Linked DNA regions of Homo sapiens: region 2 is linked to region 1. A link is an interaction called in ENCODE POLR2A ChIA-PET data of the cell type or tissue named here. Cell type or tissue: B cell. All regions are shown on one strand. Links, peaks and the distances in the headings refer to the core of each region. The heading gives the core; the rest is flanking DNA.

What was found. ChIA-PET counts read pairs that join two places held together with the same protein. Peaks named below come from ENCODE experiments on the same cell type or tissue, not always from the same donor. Only the 100,000 strongest peaks of a DNase experiment are listed, where the experiment ranks them.
Region 2: POLR2A ChIA-PET joins it to region 1 with 15 read pairs; 7 of 35 experiments call an interaction of 5 or more read pairs at or near these places.

Annotation. Positions count from the first base shown.
Region 1 is chr12:56,677,780-56,680,693 of GRCh38, forward strand. The region is part of intron 1 of PTGES3 (prostaglandin E synthase 3); the gene reads right to left. Among named protein-coding and RNA genes, the nearest start is that of PTGES3, 9.0 kb to the right of the region's middle. In B cell, for the core only: no CTCF peak of the experiment used is centred there; no DNase peak of the experiment used is centred there; H3K27ac peaks cover 939 bases.
Region 2 is chr12:56,499,640-56,502,553 of GRCh38, forward strand. No RefSeq gene overlaps it. Among named protein-coding and RNA genes, the nearest start is that of SNORA105C, 12 kb to the right of the region's middle. In B cell, for the core only: CTCF peaks have their summits at 1,736 and 1,937; a DNase peak (open chromatin) is centred at 1,709.

The DNA of each region.
Region 1 (2,914 bases), core at 180-2,679:
AAACTGAACAACCTGAAACTAATAGTTTGCTTAGTGTCTTGGCTTATGTTGAGTATCACTGAATTACTCTGAAATTTAAAATATCCCAAGGTAGTTGTGAGTTCCTCCATGGGGCCCTGATACATCTTGGCACATGATTTGGTAGCCACAGGCCACAGGACTAGCAGGTTTATTCAGAAAGTTTTATAGTACTACAGCTGATTACAGAAGATCTCAAATATCTTACGGTTTCCCTGAGCAATGAGTATGTGGGAGACAGCTTGGTGTCAGACATTTATAGGCAAGGTGTTTGATACCTAAGAAGGAAAAACCATTTATGAACTCCAGGAACTACTTTTTTCCTTTCCATAGCAGAACTTTGATGTCTCATTCCTCACATATTACAAATAGGTATTTTTAATTTATTTATTATTTTTGAGATGGAGTCTGGCTCTGTCGCCCAGGTTGGAGTGCAGTGGCGTGATCTCGGCTCACAGCAGCTTCTGCCTCCTGGGTTCAAGCAGTTCTCCTTCCTCAGTCCCTTGAGTAGCTGGGATTACAGGCGCCCGCCACCAAGCCTGGCTAATTTTTGTTTTTTAGTAGAGGCAGGTTTTCACCATGTTGGCCAGGCTGGTCTCGAACTCCTGACCTCAGGTGAGCCACCCGCCTCAGCCTCCCAAAGTGCTGGAATTACAGGAGTGAGCCACCATACCCAGCCTGTTTTGTCTTTTATAATAAAATGTGCATTGCACATAGTAAAACTATCAAATGGATTAAAATAACTGGGACACTTTTCCTAGCAAACTGTTTCCATCTAGCTTCTTTGGTGCATCAATTTTTTATAGTGAAGGGTGCTTGCAGTGTTTTATAAATTAGAGTTATAACTCACCAGATACTAACATATTAAAATTATGGTATTTAGGAACAAATACGGTCTCTGTCCTTTCAAGGCTAACAAAGAGACCTTTTAGATAGGACTATAGAGGATTTTAGGTTATGCAAAATGTAATTGCTTGGATTGGTATATATAGCCCTTCTATTGAGCTTAGAAATGCTTGTCACATCAGCATGGAATAGGCTGGGCACTGTGCCTCATGCCTGGAATCCTAGCACTTTAGGAGGCCAAGGTGAGAGTATCATTTTGGGCCAGGAGTTCAAGACCAGCCTGGGCAACACTGCGAGACCACATCTCTGCCAAAAAGAAAAAAATCGCTGGCCATGGTGACACATGCTTGTAGTCCTAGCTAACTGGGGGGCACTGAGGTGGGAGAATTGCTTGAGACAAGGAGTTTGAGGTTATAGTGAGCATGGTTGTACCACTGCACTCCAGCCTGGGCCACATAGCAAGACCCTGACTTAGAGAAGCATGGAGACCAGGAGTGATGGCTCACATCTAATATCAGCACTTTGGGAGCCCAAGGCTGGCAGATTACTGGAGGCCAGGAGTTCAAACCAACCATGCCAACATGGCAAAACCCTGTCTCTACTGAAGATACAAAAATTAGTTGGGCATGGTAGCATACCTGTAATCCCAGCTACTTGGGAGGCTGAGACATGAGAATCGGTTGAACCCAGGAGGCGGAGGCTACAGTGAGCTGAGATGTGCCCCTGCTGCACCCCAGCCTGGGCAACAGAGTGAGACTCTGCCTCAAAAAAAAAAAAAAAAAAAAAAAGCATGGAATGTCCGCCTGTGGGGTTTATTGTTGTTTTGCTTTAAGTAGATTATTTACATAATGTATGCAGAGGTGGAAAGTTTTGAATCTATAGGGATATTACTATTAAAATGAATTAACAGTCTTACACAATGGTTATGAGTTTAGCCAGTGTTAGCAGAAAGGCTAGAGATAAATCCAGTATAATTAGTTTAGAAGCTAAAGTTAAAGCTAAACTCAGCCCCCTCTCCATATGTTTTGGGTTTGTTTTTTTAGACGGAGTCTCACTCTGTCACCCCGGAGTGACAGGCTGGAGAACGGTGGCATGATCTTGGCTCACCGCAACCTCCACCTCCCAGGTTGAAGCAATTCTTCTGCCTTAGCCTCCCGAGTAGCTGGGATTACAGGTGCCTGCCACCATGCCCGGCTAATTTTTGTATTTTTAGTAGAGACGAGGTGTCATCATGTTGGCAAGGCTGATCTTTAACTCCTGACCTCAAGTGATCCACCTGCCTTGGCTTCCCAAAGTGCTAGGATTACAGGCATGAGCCACCGCACCCAGCCCTCTCCATATGTTAATAGGAGAAAAAGAGATGGTGTAATCCTCATGGAAGGCAAAAGGAGATTTCATAAACGCTGGTTTTCCATTTTTGTTTTATTGGTTTTGGTTTTTTTTTTTTTTTGAGAAAGTCTTGCTGTCGCCCAGGCTGGAGTGCAATGGCGCGATCACAGCTCACTGCAATCTTCACTTCCGGGGTTCAGGTGATCCTCCTGCCTCAGCCTCACAATGAGTAGATGGAACTACAGGCATGCGTCACCACACCTAGCTAATGTTTTCACATTTTTAGTAGAGATGAGGTTTTGCAATATTGGCCAGGCTGGTCTCGAACTCGGCCTCAAGTGATCTGCCCACCTCAGTCCCCCAAAGTGGTGGGATTATAGGTGTGAGTCACTGCACCCAACCCAATTTTCTTTCTTTTTTTTTTTTTGGGGGGACAGAGTTTCACTCTTGCTGCCCTGATTGGACTGCAACGGCGTCATCTTGCCTCTCTGCAACCCCTGCTTCCCAGGTTCAAGCGACTATCCTGCCTCAGCCTCCCAAGTAGCTGGGGTTACAGGCATGTGCCGTCAGGCCTAGCAATTTTTTTTAAGTAGAGATGGGGTTTCACCACGCTGGTCAGGCTGGTCTCCAACTCCTGACCTCAGGTGATCCTCCAGCTTCAGCCTCCCAAAGTGCTGGGATTAACAGGCGTGAGCCACCACACCTGGCCCAGTTCTCCTTT
Region 2 (2,914 bases), core at 221-2,720, 180 kb before region 1:
TGACTCTGAGTCCGATTTGCAGAGAATGGACCAGGCTTCAAGGGAGCCTGTGACTCTACCCGAGTCTGACTTATAGGAAAGGAACCAGGCTTCAAGGGAGCCTGTGACTCTACCCGAGTCTGATTTATAGGAAAGGGACCAGGCTTCAAGGGAGCCTGTGACTCTGAGTCCGATTAGAAGAAATAGGATTGAGGGCCTCATTACCGGGCCGAGAATTGGAAGCCTCTTTTCCAAGCTGTTCATATAGCGGAGCCTCTGTACCGGGCTGCATAGAAACGTAATTTATAGACTCGTTTACAGGCTGCCTGGTCTCATCTGCTATTTGCACGGCGGCAGTGTTGAAAGAGTGAGGAGAGACAGGAGGGTCTGGCCGCAATGGCTGTTGATATGTTTCAGCTGAGTTTTGCTGATTGGGGAGATAAGTACATTTAGGTCAGTTAAAAGATCATCATAAAGCGGCAATGGGGGTGCAGTGGCCTCTGGCGTAGGTGGCGGTGGCGCAGGCATGTCAGAGTGGAAGTCCTCCTTTGAAATTACGTTCTCAATTTGTGCAGTATCATCAGGGGAAAGAGAGCTGAGAGCTTCCTCGACCTCCTCAGAGGAGAGGAAAGAGGGATCAGTCTCCATATTGTCCTCCTGAGTCTATAAGGAGTCTAAGACAGAGCGAACCGAAGCCCAGATTGACCAAATGGTGGGTGGGATAAAATGTCCCCCTTTATGAGCAATTTTGAATTGTTTGCCAATCTCATCCCAATCTTTAAGTTCTGGAGTTCCCTGAGTCGGAAACCAAGGGCAAAGAAGATCTACAACCTCAAATAGTTCAATTAACTTTTCAGTAGAAACTTTAACACCTCCTTCTTTAAGAAGAGTTTTTATAAAATTTAAATAAGCCGAATACTTTGTACTGGCCTGTCCCATGGTGTCCCCGGAAAACTCTGAGTGCTCAAGCTTACCACCAAGTTTATTGACTGCAATCCTCAGGAATCTCTCGTTGAACTCCTCCGCTGATCCCGCACTCAGGGCGCAACTTCACACAGCGAGGGAGAGCCCCACGTCGGAGCGCCAGATGTAGGGACCAGCCCCACAGGGTCGGTAGGTCTCTCCCTGTGTGCGGCGATGAGAGAGTGTAGAAATAAAGACACAAGACAAAGAGACAAGAGAAAAGGCAGCTGGGCCCGGGGGACCACTACCACCAATGCGCAGACACCGGTAGTGGCCCCGAATGTCTGGCTGCGCTGTTATTTATTGGATACAAGGCAGAAGGGGCAGGGTAAAGAATGTGAGTCACCTCCAATGATAGGTAAGGTCACGTGGGTCACGTGTCCACTGGACAGGGGGCCCTTCCCTGCCTGGCAGCTGAGGCAGAGAGGGAGAGGAGACAGAGAGAGAGACAGCTTACATCATTATTTCTGCATATCAGGGACTATTAGTATTTTCACTAATTTACTACTGCTATCTGGAAGGCAGAGCCAGGTGTACAGGATGGAACATGAAGGCAGACTAGGAGTGCGACTACTGAAGCACAGCATCACAGGGAGACGGTTAGGCCTCCCGATAACTTCGGGCAAGCCTGACTGATGTCAGGCCCTCCACAAGAGGTGGAGGAGCAGAGTCTTCTCTAAACTCCCCTGGGGAAAGGGAGACCCCCCCCCCCGCCCCGCCCTTTCCCGGTCTGCTAAGTAGCGGGTGTTGTTCCTTGACACCTTTTGCTACCGCTGGACCACGATCCTCCTGATAACGGGCGTCTTCCCAGACGCTGGCGTCACCGCTAGACCAAGGAGCCCTCTGGTGGCCCTGTCCGGGCATAACAGAAGGCTCGCACTCTTGTCTTCTGGTCACACCTCACTATGTCCCCTCAGCTCCTATCTCTGTATGGCGTGGTTTTTCCTAGGCTATGATTATAGAGCGAGGATTATCATAATATTGGAATAAAAATTGCTACAAACTAATGATTAATGATATTCATATACAATCATATCTAAGATCTATATCTGGTATAACTATTCTTGTTTTATATTCTATTATACTGGAACAGCTCGTGTCCTCTGTCTCTTGCCTCGGTGCCTGGGTGGCTTGCTGTCCACAATTTGAGATGGTGTCTTGCTCTGTTGCCCAGGCTGGAGTGCAGTGGCACCATCTTGTCTTCTTGCAACCTCTACCTCCTGAGTTCAAGCAATTCTCCTGCCTCAGCCTCCTGAGTAGCTGGGACTATAGGCATGAGCCACCACACCCGGTTAACTTTTGTATTTTTAGTGGGGACAGAGTTTCACCATGTTGACCAGGCTGGTCTCGAACTCCTGACCTCAAGTGATCCACCCACCTCAGCTTCCCAAAGTACTGGAATCACAGGCTTGAGCCACCACACCCAGCCCCAGCTTGTATATGAATACTGTCCTCTTTCTGTTCCAACAGTATTCCAATTTGGGTAATATATGTTTTATGGTTACCTTAGTTATTACAGACAGTGCTGCAGTAAATAAGCTTGTATATCTTGTCATTTTGCAAGTTTGCAAATATAACTGTAGGATAAATTTCTAAAAGTATAATTGATGTGTCAAAGAGTATATATATTTGTAATTTTTAAAGATGTTGACAAATTGCCGTCCATACTGGTCATGCCATTTTTCAGTTTTACCAGCAATGTAGTAGAGTGCCTGTTTTTCCTCCCTCACTTCAGTTGGTTATCACTTTTTTTTTTTTTGAGATGGAGTCTCTCTCTGTTGCCCAGGCTGGAGTGCAGTGACACGATCTTAGCTCACTGCAACCTCTATTTCCCGGGTTCAAGTTATTCTCCTGCCTCAGCCTCCCAAGTAGCTGAGATTACAGGTATGTATCACCACACCCGGCTAACTTTTTTTTTGTATTTTTAGTAGAGATGGGGTTTCGCCATGTTGACCAGGCTGGTCTCGAACTC